Regions from separate parts of the Homo sapiens genome. Here region 2 is linked to region 1. A link is a loop called in an ENCODE intact Hi-C map of the cell type or tissue named here. Cell type or tissue: tibial artery. All regions are shown on one strand.

Region 1 (4,000 bases):
AGAACTGCAAGACAATAAGCTTCTGTTGTTTAAGCCACTCAGTCTGTGGTATTTTGTTATGGCAGCCCTGTCAAATGAATATAATAGCCAAGGACCCTGTAGTCTTAGGCTGTAGGATTTTCTCCTGCCATCCCTGCCATAACTTGGTGGCTTCCTCCCATCCCACATGGTCTTTTCGTAAATGACATCGTGCGTGGGGAGTGCTTGGCACAATGCCCCACATATAGTAACCCTTCACTCACCATGTGTTAACCATGATGAATGTTCCCAGGGTTCCCAGTGCCTGGGTGCTACTTCTACCTACCCTGAGACACTGGGTACAGAATGAGAGGTGTGAATTCTGAGCCCAGGCCCTCCTGATCACTCCTACCTTTGTTATTGAAGACTTTCCATCCCCCTCAGCAGCTTCCAATTAGCCTCCTTCTAGGAGCCTACCTTTTTGTTTTGAGACGGAGTCTCACTCTGTCGCCCAGGCTGGAGTGCAGTGGTGTGATCTCAGCTCACTGCAACATCTGCTTCCTGGGTTCAAGCGATTCTTGTGCCTTAGACTCCTGAGTAGCTGGGACTATAGGCGCGTGCCACTATGCCCGTCTAATTTTTGTATTTTTAGTAGAAGCAGCCTTTCTTTTTTTTTCCTTTTTTTTTTTTTGAGACAGAGTCTCGCTCTGTCGCCCAGGCTGGAGTGCAATGGCGTGATCTCAGCTCACTGCAACCTCCGCCTCCCGGGTTCAAGCAATTCTCTGCCTCAGCCTCCCCAGTAGCTGGGATTACAGGCACCCACGACCACGCCCAGATAATTTTTTTGTATTTTTAGTAGAGACGGGGTTTCACCATATTGGCCAGGCTGGTCTTGAACTTCTGACCTCGTGATCTACCAGCCTCAGCCTCCCAAAGTGCTGGGTGTGAGCCACCGCACCCAGCAGAGGCAGGGTTTCACCATGTTGACCAGGCTGGTCTTGAACTTCTGACCTCAAGTGATCTGCCCGCCTCAGCCTCCCAAAGCGCTGGGATTATACACCTGGCCTGGCCTAACTCTTTTAAGTGGAAAGTGCACTGTGGCCACAGAGTCAGCAGGGTAGAAAAAGAGACTGCAATAACTCAGAATGGGAGATTGCTTATCTGCAAGAAATTCCCCTTTGCAGTTGGAGGAGGAGTTGATCCCCAGGGTCAAGTGAAGCTGCAGACTTTTGGGACTCAGCCTCTGTTTTCCTATTTGCCTAATGAGGACACTCCTTGGCTGGCAGGGTACCAGATAAGGCTTAACTACAGGTGGTGTCAGGGCCCTGTGCTTTCAGATAGCAAGGCTGCCTTTCTCCTTGATCCTTCATTCTCCTCTTCCAGAATCTTTTCTAGCCCTCGGGATGGATACCTCTGTGTTGAGAGATGCCTTGGGGACAATGTTCTGCCTTCTTCCCGGCTCCTGAGTCAGGTTTCTGGAGGCCATGGAGTCTTATACTCCAGCTGTGGTCTTGGGCTGCTCCTGAGAGTCTGATTTTCCTTTTCATTATCAGGAGTGCAGGCAAAAAGCATTCTCTAGCCTTGAGCATTGGAGCAGGATTACAGAATGAGCCCTGAGTCCTTTCTGGGGAATGACATTGGCCTGGGATGGCAAAGTCCTAGGTTGTCCTCCGATCATTGTGTGTTTATTTTGAAAGCTAAGTCACTCTGACTTTGTAAGATATTACAGATTGACTCTATTTTGGAGACTGCAGAAAGTTAAGTGGGTAGAGTATGACTTGAACAGCCCCCCAAACGTAACCTTTCGGTTTGCTAAACAAATGAAATGTCTGTGTTTGTTGGTTTATCTTCAAATATATGTCTGGAGATTTCTGAGAACAGAGAGGGAGAGAAAGAGTGTGGGAGTCTACTTCAGGCTTTCAGGGCCCAGGGCAAAAGGGAGGAGAAGCCATATGGGGGAAAAACATCTTTCCACAATGTCCATATACTTTAAATGTGATACTTCAGGCTGTCTGTTATCCTGGTTTTGGCTCAGAGCCCAGAAGGAAGGCTCCTTCGATAATTCTTTGCGTGTTTAGGACATATGCCTCTCCCTTAAAGTAAATAAATAACTAAAAATCTGTGAATGCTGTCTGCAGTCACAGCAAAAATACTGCTCACCACCTAGTGGTCTGCAAAAATCACATTTGCTGCATTATACCAGCCGATGGGTCTAACCCTTCCAGGCCCAGCCGAGCCTGCTTTCTAAGTTATTTATTGTGCAAGTTGGGATTCTTGGCCTCTTAGGCGTCCCTGGCTCTTTCTGAAGAATGTGCTTTGGATGGAAAGTGGAGTGTGGTGAACAAGGCTCAGACAATCTGGTTCTTGCTTCCTTCTCCTGAGACTTCTCACCACACCCCCGTTTACGTGCTGTGCTCCATCCACACCAAATGAGCTGCAGTTCCACATGTGTGTTCCAAGGGACCTGGAGTTCCTGACTTTGCACATGCTGTTCCCTGTGCGTGGAACGCTTCTTTGGCATCTTTCCCTTTGTGTGTGGCGCGCTGTCTCTCATCATCATGTTCAAGAGCAGGCTCGCCTTCTCTAGGAAAGGCTCCTTGTCATCTCCTCGGCATTCCCACTCCCAAGTCCTCTTGGCTTCCATGGCAGCCTGTACAGACCAGGGCCATGGCCTTATCCCACGGTATATATTGCACGCGTCTGTTTACTCCTCTGCCTCTTCTATGGGTCCAAGAGGCTTCCAGATCTGACTACATAACTGTCATGTGCAACCCCCCTTTCCCTTAGACCTACTAGACCCCAGGAATGAAGCCAGGATTCTGCATTTTTTATTTTTTTCAGCTTAATTCTGAAGAATGCCAGGTTTGGAAACTATTGCCCTTTTTTTTTTGAGACGGAGTCTCGCTCTTTCGCCCAGGCTGGAGTGCAACAGTGCGATCTCGGCTCATTACAACCTCCGCGTCCCGGGTTCAAGCAATTCTTCTGCCTCAGCCTCCCAAGTAGCTGGGACGACAAGCGTGCGTCACCATGCCCGGCTAATTTTTGTATTTTTAGTAGAGACGGGGTTTCACCATGTTGGCCAGGCTCATCTTGAACTCCTGACCTCGGGTGATCCATCCACCTCGGCCTCCCAAAGTGCTGGGATTACAGGCGTGAGCCACCGTGCCCGGCCTGCCATACCTTTTTATTTCTCTTTCCCTACACATTGCCTGTGTCATAGTAGACCCTCAATAAGTGGTTGACCCTGTTAGTTTCTCTCTGGGGGCCTCTTTTTGTTTTCACTTCCCTCCCTCTCCAGCCTGGTCCAACAATTTGCTTAGCCCCTTACCCCTACCATGCAAGACTTCAACCACCAACTGCTCATTTTTTCCATTCCTCCTGCCAGGCTGCTGGGAGCTGCTGGTGGACTTCCCCAAAGAGTGGTGCTACTGTAAATGCAAGGCCTCTCACTGCAACAGGCCCCTGAATAGGTTTGGCAAGCCTTCTGACCCTGGGACACAGGCAGTAGGCCAACTTGCCTCTCCTTTACTGAGAAAAGAGAGGCCACTGGATGGGAATGCCCCCTCTTCCTGCTGCCCCTCCTACACATTTACCCACAGCAGCACATCCTGTTCTCCCGCCTCACGCCAGCCAGGCTCTGGCTCTCACCTCCTCCCACTTCCTCAGGGATCCGTCCGTCAATTATCCCCTTTTTCTTTTCTTTCTTTCTTTTTTTTTTTTTGAGACGGAGTTTCACTCTTGTTGCCCAGGCTGGAGTGCAATGGCGCGATCTCAGCTCACCGCAACCTCCGCCTCCCAGGTTCAAGCGATTCTCCTGTCTCAGCCCCCCGAGTATCTGGGATTACAGGCACCTGCCACCATGCCTGGCTAATTTTTGTACTTTTAGTAGAGATGGGGTTTCGCCATGTTGGCCAGGCTGGTCTCGAACTCCTGACCTCAGGTGATCCACCTGCCTCGGCCTCCCAAAGTGCTTGGATTACAGGTGTAAGCCACCGTGCCTGGCCAATTATCCCCTTTTTCTTTGACCTCTCCCATTGTAAAA
Region 2 (4,000 bases), 260 kb after region 1:
TCAAGCCATTCTCCTGCCTCAGCCTCCCGAGTAGTTGGGATTACAGTTAGGCACCACCACGCCCAGCTAATTTTTTTGTATTTTTAGTACAGACAGGGTTTCACCATGCGGACCAGGCTGGTCTTGAACTCCTGACCTCAAGTGATCTGCCCGCCTCAGCCTCCCAAAGTGCTGGGATTACAGATGTGAGTCACTGCGTCGGTCTCCTCTGTTTCTATACAGTGGCAACAGAATTTGAATCCTCTGGAGCTTCCTCAAACTCCCACTTAATGGTCCCATTGACAGCAGGAAGGGGTTTTATTCCTGTGATGAAAGGAGGAACTCCAGCCTCTTTTCTTCTTATTCTTTTTTTTTTTCCTGCTCCCGCCCTGACTTCAACCTCTTGTGTTCTGTCCAACATCTCTGCACTAGATCTGTAGGAGAAGCAGCGGTTAGGGAGAGAGGGGCCACAGGGGTCTTGGGCAGCAGGAGGCTTGGTCCGCATGTGTCTGCTGCTATCCTCTGACTGATCTATGGCCACAGAGGAGCCCATCTACACTCGGTCTGCCAGTGGAAACAGAGGTCAATTGTCTAACTGCTCTGAGCGTTGGACAGATGGCCCTGAACTCGGACAGACTTGGAGTGGGTCCCAGCTCTCCCACTTACTCTCTGCTGACGTTGGGTGAGGAATTTAACTTCTCTGAGCTTAGGCTGGCCCCACAGGGTTGTTGTGAGCATCAAGGAAGCTGTGTGAGCTCCGAAAATTGGGAAGATTGCACACAGGCTGGGCATTATTGCTGGTCTGAACAAATGTCAGCCAGAGCCCGTCTATGCCAATGGCACTGTTGGTTGGTATTTCTTGGGTACATCTCTCCCCATGCTGGGCTGCAGGGGAGGGACACTGGCTGATCCACTTCGGGTTTATCTTATAGAACCAGCCCCAGGCGATCTCTGCCTGCTGCAACTATTCCTATCGGTCAAGGGCCCACCTTTCCAGCATTACTTACAGGGACACTCACCTAACATGTCAGGCCTCGGGCCTGGGCACACCTGGACATGGCCATGGCCAAACGGTTTCTCAGCTAAGAGGGCAAGTCAATTTCCACCCCGGGCCAAAGCTGACAGATGGGAAGGGGCTGCCTGGAGCGCCGTATTTGAAAATACGAGTGCTGCGATTGCTCTGTGACATCTATCATGGGTGGAGGATGGCACAGCTATTGTGAATCTGCTGCGGCTGTTTTAGAGGACTGGTTTTCAACTCTGACAGCATAAGAATCATCCAGAGAAGTTTACAAATCACTGAGGCCTGGGTGCCACCTCCAGATTCAGATTGCATTGGTGTGGCCTGGGCATCAAGATTACTTAAAGCTCCTTAGGTGATTCTAACCTAGAATCAGCAAAGATGGAGAGCCACTACTTTTAGAGCACCCAACTTCACTACCCTGGCGCTCTTACAGACAGCGGGAGCTGCTGCCTGCACACACACTAGCTATCAGCAAGGCCAGAGTGGCAGCGGCCTGCTGAATCTCTTGCTAACCAGGGAGGGATGCCAGGAGAACAGGTCTGTGTCCCTTGTTTTACCTACTTAGTAAAAAAAAACAACACTGATACACATACAATAACTTGGATGAATTTCCAGGGAACTGTGCTGAGTGAAAACAGCCAATCACAAAAGGTTACACACTGCATAATTCCATTTATAGAACATTCCTGAAATGACAAAACTGTAAGAATGGAGAACAGACTAGTATTGCCAAGGGTCAAGGAAGGGGTGGGGGCAGGAGGGAAGTGAGTGTAGTTATAAAAGGGCACCACAGGGGATTCTGTATGAAGTCAACATTCTGATTGTGACATTAGGCTAGGCTTTCACAGAATGTTACCATAGGGGGAAGTGGGTAACAGATTCATGAGACCTCTCTGTACAATTTATTAAAATTGCGTGTGAATCTACTGTTATGTCAAAATGAAACTGTGTAATGAAAAGGAAAAAAAAGAAAAGAAAACTAGCTCCCACAACAGGAGGCAGGGTTTCAAGAGATCTTTGCAAGTTGGAAGTAGAGGTGGGGCAGTAAGATTGAGCAGAAATGGCCTTTCTAGGGCAGAGGAGTGAACTAGTTGGGTTCAAACTGGACCTCAACTGGAGTTTGGCTTTTTGCAGAACCATGAGAAAGTGACCTTCCTGGGATCTATTCATGTGTAGTGATAAGCGTGGGGACTTTCTGAGGGAAAGGCTAAATGAGGATGCTACTCCTCATGGCAGGGGGAGAAAAACAGGGGACAGGATCCTGGAGGGAATAGCATGATATGTGATCCCCCATCAGCTGGACAACATGGTGTGGGTTCTGGTAAGGAGGGGAGCTGGGACTAGCGGCTGCAGGCAGTGAGTCCCATGAGACCATGCAAGGCTTGGTGCCCAAGCAGTGCTGCTACAGGGCCCAAAAAGCTCTGCGCAACCTCAGCGGGTCAGGGGGTCGGCCAAGCATGGCCTTGGGGCGAAGGAGACTGGGGCAACCACGCCAGCTGCGCAGCACAGGCACTCTGGCTGGGAGGCTTGGGACATCTGGGTTATCTTTGAACGGCTCACTGGACTTTGCAAGGGGCAGAGCAAGCTTCAGGCTGCTCTATGGCAATTCTGCGGCAGGAAGGAGGAGAAGAAAGATTTGAAGAACTAAGATGGAAATTTGTAAGAGTGCAAGCTTTTGGGAAAGTACCTAAAGAATCTCTGAGTGACAAAAGCTCACATGAAACAAGTATATTCATTTGCTGAGGACTTGCTCTGGGCCAAGCATGGAACCAGGCACTAGGAACAGGAAGGAAAAGACACAGCCCCTGCCCTAGAGGAGCTGAATAGTAACAGAAGTTAACACAGTGAACAAGGAATTGTTCCAAGTACTTCATGTACATAAATGTACTTAATCTTTGGAAGAACCCTGGATAATGCTTATGGATAATAGTCACCATCCCCATCAAAGGCAAGGGGATGAGAAAACTTACCCTGAGTTAAAGGCAGAGCTGGGATCGGAACACAGGAAGCCTGGCTCCACAGTCCACAAATTCAACCACTATGCTCTGTGTCTGAGCAAGCTGATTTAGCCAGAAGGGAGCAGCTGTACAGCAGTGGACAGATCAGAGTCCTAGTCAGGAACTGATCTTTCAGGACCTGTCACCAACTTGTGGTGTGGCTTTGTGTTAAAGGTGGAGGGTGTCCAGGTTCTTGGTGTCTTGAACACAGAGTTAGACAAAACGCACAAAGCAAGGAAGGGATGAAGGGATTTACTGAGAAAGTGCGCTCCACAGCGTGGGGCGGCCCGAGCACAGGAGCTCAAAAGGCCGTCAGCCGAGCATGGTGGCTCACGCCTGTAATCTCAGCACTTTGGGAGGCTGAGGCGGGCAGATCACTTGAGGTCAGGAGTTCGAACCCAGCCTGGACAACATGATGAAACCCCGTCTCTACTAAAAATACAATAATTAGCTGGGTGCGGTGGCGCATGCCTGTAATCCCAGCTACTCGAGAGGCTGAGGCAGGAGAATTGCTTGAACCTGGGAGGCGGAGGCTGTAGTGAGCTGAGATTGCGCCACTGCGCTCCAGCCTGGGTGACAGAGTGAGACTGTGTCTCAAAACAAACAAACAAACAAAAGGCCCGTTACAGAATTTTGGGGAGTTTAAATACCCTCTAGAGGATTCCATTTGTTATTTTGGGTACGCCCTATGTAAATGGAGAGGATGAAGTAAAGTTACAAAGTCATTTACAGAGCACGAGCTATGGAGAGGGTATTTCCTGTTATAGCTGAAGTGTGATTGGCCTTACATTCCCTGCCTCTAGACCCTATTTTCCTGCCTCATCTGGAAAACTCTCTGTATTTGTTTGTATTTCATACTTTTACTCTAAAAAATATGCATGGTCTTGGGCAGGCGCAGTGGCTCACGCCTGTAATCCCAGCACTTTGGGAGGCCGAGGCAGGTGAATCACTTGAGTTCAGGAGTTCCAGACCAGCCTGAACAACATGGTGAAACCCCGTC

What was found. Hi-C counts contacts between places; a loop is a spot of excess contacts. Peaks named below come from ENCODE experiments on the same cell type or tissue, not always from the same donor. Only the 100,000 strongest peaks of a DNase experiment are listed, where the experiment ranks them.
Region 2: it touches region 1 in a loop (2.6-fold over the local background); 1 of 110 quality-filtered maps calls a loop at or near these places.

Annotation. Positions count from the first base shown.
Region 1 is chr10:72,242,342-72,246,341 of GRCh38, reverse strand. No RefSeq gene overlaps it. Among named protein-coding and RNA genes, the nearest start is that of ASCC1, 28 kb to the right of the region's middle. RefSeq lists an enhancer at 890-969. In tibial artery, a CTCF peak has its summit at 2,107 (motif pointing left); DNase peaks (open chromatin) are centred at 2,411, 3,203 and 3,461; H3K27ac peaks cover 4,000 bases.
Region 2 is chr10:71,983,637-71,987,636 of GRCh38, reverse strand. All of the region lies in intron 1 of CHST3 (carbohydrate sulfotransferase 3), which reads right to left. Among named protein-coding and RNA genes, the nearest start is that of CHST3, 21 kb to the right of the region's middle. RefSeq lists enhancers at 2,490-2,559, 2,620-2,669. In tibial artery, no CTCF peak of the experiment used is centred here; DNase peaks (open chromatin) are centred at 326, 1,426, 1,736, 2,376 and 1 weaker place; H3K27ac peaks cover 3,837 bases.